Linked DNA regions of Homo sapiens: all the other regions are linked to region 1. Evidence: chromatin loops called from intact Hi-C (ENCODE). Cell type or tissue: IMR-90. All regions are shown on one strand.

The links. Hi-C counts contacts between places; a loop is a spot of excess contacts. Peaks named below come from ENCODE experiments on the same cell type or tissue, not always from the same donor. Only the 100,000 strongest peaks of a DNase experiment are listed, where the experiment ranks them.
Region 2: a loop joins it to region 1, with 2.7 times the contacts of the local background. A loop is called at or near these places in 2 of 110 quality-filtered maps.
Region 3: a loop joins it to region 1, with 2.6 times the contacts of the local background. A loop is called at or near these places in 2 of 110 quality-filtered maps.

What each region holds. Positions count from the first base shown.
Region 1 is chr9:16,412,385-16,414,884 of GRCh38, forward strand. BNC2 (basonuclin zinc finger protein 2) reads right to left here. Exons shown (of 7, transcript NM_017637.6): 7 at 1-2,500. The region is part of intron 2 of LOC124902125 (a long non-coding RNA gene); the gene reads left to right. Among named protein-coding and RNA genes, the nearest start is that of LINC03041, 140 kb to the left of the region's middle. In IMR-90, no CTCF peak of the experiment used is centred here; a DNase peak (open chromatin) is centred at 1,267; H3K27ac peaks cover 1,161 bases.
Region 2 is chr9:15,872,683-15,875,182 of GRCh38, forward strand. It overlaps CCDC171 (coiled-coil domain containing 171), which reads left to right. Exons shown (of 26, transcript NM_173550.4): 24 at 1,850-1,981. Among named protein-coding and RNA genes, the nearest start is that of CCDC171, 320 kb to the left of the region's middle. In IMR-90, a CTCF peak has its summit at 1,092 (motif pointing right); a DNase peak (open chromatin) is centred at 1,109.
Region 3 is chr9:16,265,486-16,267,985 of GRCh38, forward strand. The region is part of intron 1 of LINC03041 (long intergenic non-protein coding RNA 3041); the gene reads right to left. It overlaps LOC124902124 (a long non-coding RNA gene), which reads left to right and starts at 1,978. Exons shown (of 2, transcript XR_007061424.1): 1 at 1,978-2,145. In IMR-90, a CTCF peak has its summit at 1,342 (motif pointing right); no DNase peak of the experiment used is centred here; H3K4me3 peaks cover 679 bases; H3K27ac peaks cover 662 bases; H3K27me3 peaks cover 325 bases.

The DNA.
Region 1 (2,500 bases):
GGAAGAAAAATATTTTAATCTTTTCCCTACAGATTAGGGGGCAATATAATCTTACTTATGCCACTGACTTGCAGGAAAATTTGCTCTAATTATAGGGCCACACCCATTACTCTCAAGATGGAATTGTTAACACTTAAGTTTTCAAAGAAGCAAAGGATGCCGTCACAGACAGCATCTCTCTACTGACCCTTTATTTAAGAAGTCATCTTGTTACTGTCCACTTAATAGCTGGAGAGGGCATCGAGAGGCAGCCTTGGGCTTCCCACAGATACAGTAGGTGTGTGTATGTGCTTGTATGTTAGGAGGGGAGAATAAGAGGGAAGGAGAGAGAGAGGGGAGAGAGAGAGAGAGAGAGAGAGAGAGAGAGAGAGAGAGAGAGAGACTGACTGATTGTGGATGTGTGTGTACATCAGGGAACTCGATGGGAAAGCCTAGCCCTTGTAGTCAATTTCTCCTTCACAAGGGGATAAACAGGCAATTACGCATCCTTTTATATTTGATGGCCAAGTGCTGAACTGGAAAGCACACTATTAGTTTGTGTCCCTTCAGGGCCAGGGCAATAAGTAGCCAGGAGAGCTGGGCTGAAGCAGAGAGGGTGTTGTCTGCTGTTAGTGTGACAGTCTTGTCAGCAGCGTTCACATTACTGGAAGGTAATAAAGTGACAAGTATGTTATTAGAAAGATACGAGGTGAAATTGAACTGAAGCTTCTTGCTGCTCAGCCCTGGCTTTTTTCTTTCCTCTTTTGTAATGGTCCACTATTTGTTACAGACTGAGCCTTGGTCTTCATATCCTATATAAAAAAGATTTTTTTTTTTCCTGCAGTAAAGGTCAAATGAATTTACAACAGCACTTTAGAGGAGAAGAATAAAGATAGTTTTATGACAACTATAGTATGTTGCTCCAAAAATATATATAGCATTATAATGAACAATAATGCTGATCCAATTCAGTGTACATGTAAAAATGCTTAGTTTTTTTTTTTTTTTTAACCTCCTGTTATTTGGATTTGGATTAAAATCATTTGGATTAAAAAAGATTTGGATTAATCTTTTGGATTAAAAGCATTTGGATTTTTCAACAAATGCCAAAAAGACAGTATGCCGAATAACATAGTTATTGCCGAATGAGCACAGAAAATCATTTTGCGCAAGATGTGGGAAGGATGAGGATGATGAAACTACACAAGGAAGGACGGGTATGTGGGCAACAGTGATGACAGATAACTCACTGGTCAGTTGTACAGCTGGAATTACACAATACTTTTTGAAAATGACCATTTATGGTGAGCAACACTCCAGCTACAGGAAATATGCGACTCGTCTGGGACAGATCAAACATGACCTTAGTACTAACGCAAACAAGACTACCACGTGTGGTTTATCTCTGAGGGAAAATGTGAAGAGAAGTTACTTACATACCTCATAGAACAGTAAATGAGCTCCCATTTTGATCAAGGTCTTTAGCCTAGTATTAATTACAATCATGGCTTTGTTGTGTTGCTACAGTGGCAAGCATGAGTAATGATCAAGAAAGGAACGATCCATGCTGGTGCCATTCGCACCTACTCCTCTGTTAGGATGAAAACGAGGTGTTACCACTGGCCTTTTCTATAGCCTTGCTGACCCCTGGCATCTTTCGGTTCTCAGGGGATTCCAGCAACACTTCCCACTCAAAAACAAAGCAAAAGCAACCAAAACCCCACAATTGTCGGCTCTTCCTGACCCCAAAGGAACTTCAGCTATTTCATGCAGCTGTACTTGCTTTCCTAACCCCTTCCTCAGAGCCGACTCACCTGGTCATAGGAACTCTGCAGGTCCCTACGATCAATACGCTCTCACCCACTGCGAGGCAGAGCTATGCCAGTCTTTTCTCTCGAGCCAACATTTCCAGTGCATTCATGATTTCCTTTTCTAGCTACCCCAAAACCAGGGCAGGAACCGACCCTCTACTTAGTTCTGATGAAAACACTGTGATCCCTCCAGTCTTTCTGGTATCTTTTATTGCTCATCTTACTCATTTAGATCCATCCCCAAAAAATAAACAATGAGAGGGAAAAGCAAAACCACCTAATTTAAATACTTCAAGTTTGGGAGAAGATAAGTGATTTTAAAGAATGAAATTCGTTTGTCATAATTTTAAAAAAGAAGCTCTTAAGAAAAGGGTGTGACCACAGGATGAAAAAAAGTTTCTTCTGGATGATTTGTTTCTTGATGATAGCAGATGTAGCGTGTCTTATGACAGGTGAATTTTATTTACTCTGTTAGTCAATCTAACCCAATGCTAACAGACCAGATACAAGTTAGGACTGCTCAGGTCAAGCTGTCAGCAGTTAGCAGCATGTCCATCTCAATCTGGTGACTAGCTTCTTTATGCTTTAATTGTCAACGGCCCTCATTCTCATTTGCTTGGCACATATCTGGGGTGTGTACAGAGAAAGGGGAAAAAAAGGTCACATTGTATTTGGTGGGAACCTAGTGCATAGTTTCTCCTGAGGAGAAG
Region 2 (2,500 bases), 540 kb before region 1:
TTAAACATCAAACAATGAATTGGCCAGGGTGCAGTAAAATATTTAGATCTATTGACTGTGGTTCAGAAGGGTAGAAGGCAAAACACTAGTGGTTTGATGTTGATAAATTCTCAGAACCTTAATCCACATTAATGTTTTCTTTTATCTGAGTGCACATTGGTGACAAAAAAAAGCAAGAGAAGGTATTCATACATGTAAAATATAAAACCTAAAACAAATGTAGTTGTAAAATACGATTTGTTTTGTTATGCTAAGTAAGTTTAACAGCATTCTTATCCTGAGTGAAGACTCTGGAGAGTGTTTGTTGCAGATAAATATACATTGTGAATTGAGACTCCAGCATGCATGTGGTACTCACATCATTATAAAAATTACATCATAGTGTATGTTTTACAGCATACACTTTGACATTCTCTTATTGACAGAAAGTCTTCAGATCAGCTTGGGACATATAAGGATTTTTATGCCCATAGATTAGCGTGAACAGTTAAAGATGCCGTTATATGTTTGTGTGTGTTTGCTGGCTTAAAGAAACTCAATAGAGTTTGTTTTGTGAAATGTGTGTATATCCTAAGGAACTAATTAATACAATAAAAATAATTCAAACAGTTTTACAAGCTTCCCAAGTAGGCTAGAAAAATGGAGGAGAAATTTTCTATCTTGTATTTTTGCCAAGTTATATTTGAAGTTGCTTGGATAAAACTAGAGATAGAAATATATTTATTTGAGCAGTTAATGCAATTTTTATAGTTAACCTTGTTTTTGACCTTCGCTACCTGATAAAAAACTTTTTGTTCTGTGGCATTGAGCTAATTGTATAATATTTATTAAGTATATGGTAACAAATAGATAAAATTTTAAAACCTATTCCAAGCATAAGGAAAGTTAGAAAATATGCCTATGTATTGAAAACTCCTATTATTAAACTATATGATTAAAATGAGAGCTTTTTGTTCTTAAATGCAAACGAAACTATGGAATTCTTAAGGCTTTTACTAAGTTTGGAAATTAAAAACCAAAATATCTGTTTTTGAATGTTTCCATTTATATTATATAAGGAATATTTTCTCATTTGTCCAGAAGGTGGCAGTGTGATATCAACTGCATGTGATTCCATACTGACTAGAGAATTGGTGTTTTTCCCATATCGGTGATGTGTTTGTATTGTTGCTTTCTGAATACTTAAAATAGAGTACAAATACTACTGATTTTATCTGTTGTATTGTTTAGAAATTGTGTGACTGTGTTGGTTTATATGTATTTAATCATTAAGACTCAAGTTTAATAAAATCCTGCAATTCTAGAAGAGTGAAAAGGGCAAACAAACCTCTTTCTTGTATATTTTTAAGTCTCCTTTTGTGTTGAGTATATTTGTTTTGATTCTAGAGTACATGTTATTGAAGTTTTCTTTTCAAAGACTAGTACCTAATAACTATCTTGTCCAATATGTATCAGTTCATATCAGTTAAACACCACATGTTACTAAGCAGGTGATAATGATTAGGAGATGGCTGTTGTTTTTGATTTTGTGAATGTTTTTTCTTTTCTTCCTTTTTAGGGTGGAACTGTGAAAAAATAATTCAAAACCTCTTGATCAGAAGAGCTCTAGTGACTCTTCTTCCCCTCCCTCATTTCAAGCAGGAGGATGCTTTTTCTTCTTAACATTCTCCCCCAGCACTCTGAATTAGAGATTTATTTGCAACGAAAAATCAATTAGTCCTAAATTTATTCATGGATTTCAGGTCCAGCGATCAATGCAAGTCCACTCAGTGGGCTCAAGGGGACCCAGTTCATCCCAGTTAATGTGTCTGAAGGGGAATTACCATTGATGCTGTTTTTTTCCCTTTAGGTCAGAGATCAGATCTCGCTGTCATGGTCTGCGGCAAGTAGGAATGACTTCACCCTACAGCTACCCAAACTGCACCTGGAGACCTTTGCAATGGAGGGGCTCAAGGGCGGGCCAGAGGTGGTAGCATGCCAGGTTAGAGTCTAAATAACATTGTTTGCTACTGAGACATATAGAAAAATAAATTGCACTAACTGGAGAGAATGAAAGCCTCAAAGTATTGTGAATAATTTAAAGGAGATGCAAATAGATGTTTCTTCATTTTTCTTCTATCATGTAACAGTATACTTTACAAAATATTGTTTTTTTCTTTAAAGCCTAGAACTAGCCTATTAAAATAATCCAGAAAAGTGTTTTTACCAAGGAAAAATGTGTTTTATGGCAAAGTACAGTATTAAAAGAAAATACTTTCCTATCAGCAGAGGACAATAAGACACTAGGCTGTTACCTCTTTAAGCAAGTCTCAATTTGTTGCTTTTATTGTTTGAAAATAAGTAATTTTAGAAAAAAAATAAAATAATAAATCACTTTAGTTGTAAACATCAAAAGAGATACCTGAAATATCTCAATATTAATTCCAAAATATATCCAACATTTCTTATGAAGTAATTTAATTTCAGCAAAGCTTAAACTTATCTGTGTTTTCTATTGAAG
Region 3 (2,500 bases), 150 kb before region 1:
CCCACACAACCTGGGTCCCATCTTCTTTTCTATGCTCTCCTCTTGCCATCACCCTCTCCCCTGAGAACACAAAATAGGTCCCACAGAAATCTCCACGGTTTCCTCTGCCCACAATGCTGTGCCTTTCCACACGCTAGTGCCCTATTGCCTTTCCCATCGGTGGCCATTTATTCAGCCCTCATTGCTGGGGAGGGAAGAGGCATCTATCAACTCGGATTTCTTCCTTAACCCTTAGGAGACAGACCTTCCTCACACTTCTGAGTCCTCCCCATTCCCTGTGGGCTCCACTCCATGGGACAAGGTGCTCAGCTTGAGAAGACAGAGCCCAGCCTTAAGTGAGTCATGTTTCCTAGAGAGTGGGGTCACTGAGTTGAAAGAGAACACAATTCCCCAAGCATGGTGTATTCCACTTCTGGCTCTCTCAGAGAAGCCCTGGATCATCCCCATTACTATTATTTCACAGCTGCTCCCTTGAGTAAAGTGCCCTTGAGTGGGACATCCGTCATCTAGGGCAGCAGCCTGTCTTGACCAGTTCACGCCACTTCCGTAATTCGTCCATGCAGTTGCTTCAGGAAGTTGGCTCAGAATCTTCTCAAAAGACTTGGAAGTCTGTCTTGTCTCTCTGTGGACAGCCTGAGCATAGGGTCCCAGCACTGCCCTCATGGAAGTTAGGGTCCCCAGGCCTAAGGCATGGATGTGAATTTTTACCAGAGCTTTGCACTGTGGTATAAGCCTTTGCCAGTCATCTAATGAAATCAGTGTTGAGTTTTTCATACAGCTAGGGATTCTTGTGTGGAGACAGTGGTGTGCTGATCAGTGTTTAACAACTGGTTCCGGGGGCAGGGGTAGCTGTAGAAGAAGAGCTCTGGCTTGTAGAGTTTGCCAATTTCTGTGGTGTAAATACTCCCACCATGGCTAAATTCAAGCTACCAATGCGATAGAACTGAAAATGCAGTAGGAAAGAGTTAGGCATGACTGGCTCGCTGGGCCAGTTTGACCTGGCTCCAGTGCAATAGCAGGAGACCCCACCAGGGGAAAAGGATGTGGATTCAAGTCTAAGCACCAAAGCCATACCCAGAACTCTGTGACCACCTCCTTAGCAACATCTTCTCTAAACCTACCTCCATCCTTCAAATGGATCCTTCTTTCCCCTGCGATTACCCAACTCTGTGATGATTCTTCTCCCACAGCAGTGTTTTAAAAAATCTTCTTTTGGGCGAACGAGTTCACTTTTCCTCAGTATATATGCCATCAATCATTGATGCCACAAACAGGCAGTGAAAGCCTTTCGTGAGCAATGCCCTATTGAATCCTGAGGAAGCCGCCACACCTTGGGTCACCACTAGGAGTCACTCTTTAGCACTGGGAATAGACAGACTCAATAGCGCTTAGCACATAGTAGGGCTAAATGCCCATGTGTCGAACGCATGGAGGAACTACCAAATGTGGGTTAGATGCCCCCTCTTGGGGGTCCCATAAACCTTTGTAGCATCATGTGGTAGGGTGTCTTGTGAGTAGGTATGATGTGCCCTATCTCTAGGTCATTCACCTTAGTATTCGGAAACCTAGTACAGTGCCCAACACGAAGGAGCTACTCAGTAGACATCTGCAGAATGAGTGATGGAGGAGAACATGCAGTACTTTAAAATATTCCCTAAGGAGGTTTAGTTTCATTTCTTTTTTTCACTTTCTTCTTTTGTTACTATTACTATTTTCCCACAAAATTCCTGCTTTCAACATGATGATACCCAAAGAAAAAGAGAGAGAGAAAAGAGTTCAATGAATTGCAGCTTCCAGCTGGTTATTATTATTATTTAAATTTTGGCTGTATCTTTGTGGGCAACTGAAGCCTATGATTTAAGCTATCTCTAGCTGAGCAAGGGGCTGTGCCCGCCCAACCACTCGTATTTCCAGAATGCACTTTGCTGTGTCAATACACATTACTTGTCACATTGCCATGAGTCTGAGAAGTTTGATCTCTGCTCTTAGATTGTTGTCATGTGTCAAATCATACAGCCCAGGGGGAATGACTACATTGCGCAGGAAAAACAGACATCGAGCCGTGGTCAGACCACCTCAAAGATAAACACTGCTGTGTGGACCAGAAGAAGAAAGGTCGAAAAACAATCTGAAGCCTCAGACACTGTAAGGCTTTTTCACTTTCATTTTCTTGCCACTCTGAGGCTTCCATTTTATCAGCGTGTGCAAATATACATTTTTCTTCCAACTGACCTTCCAACAGCTTGTGCCACAATACGGGACTAGCTTGAGTAAGTGGCCCTGTCATTGGTTAAATGGGGTGGTATCTACGATACCCTCAACTGGAAGCTGAGTCTACAAGCCCCCACCCACTGTCCCCTGCAAGATGAAAGCTCAGGAAAGATGTAAAAAATATAACTAAACTCAGGGAAGAAAAGTCCACTTCAGGGAGTATGAGCTACCCAAGCAGAAAGGCTGAAATCACTGTTTGCTGCTGCTGCTGCTGGTGGGTTTTCTATTT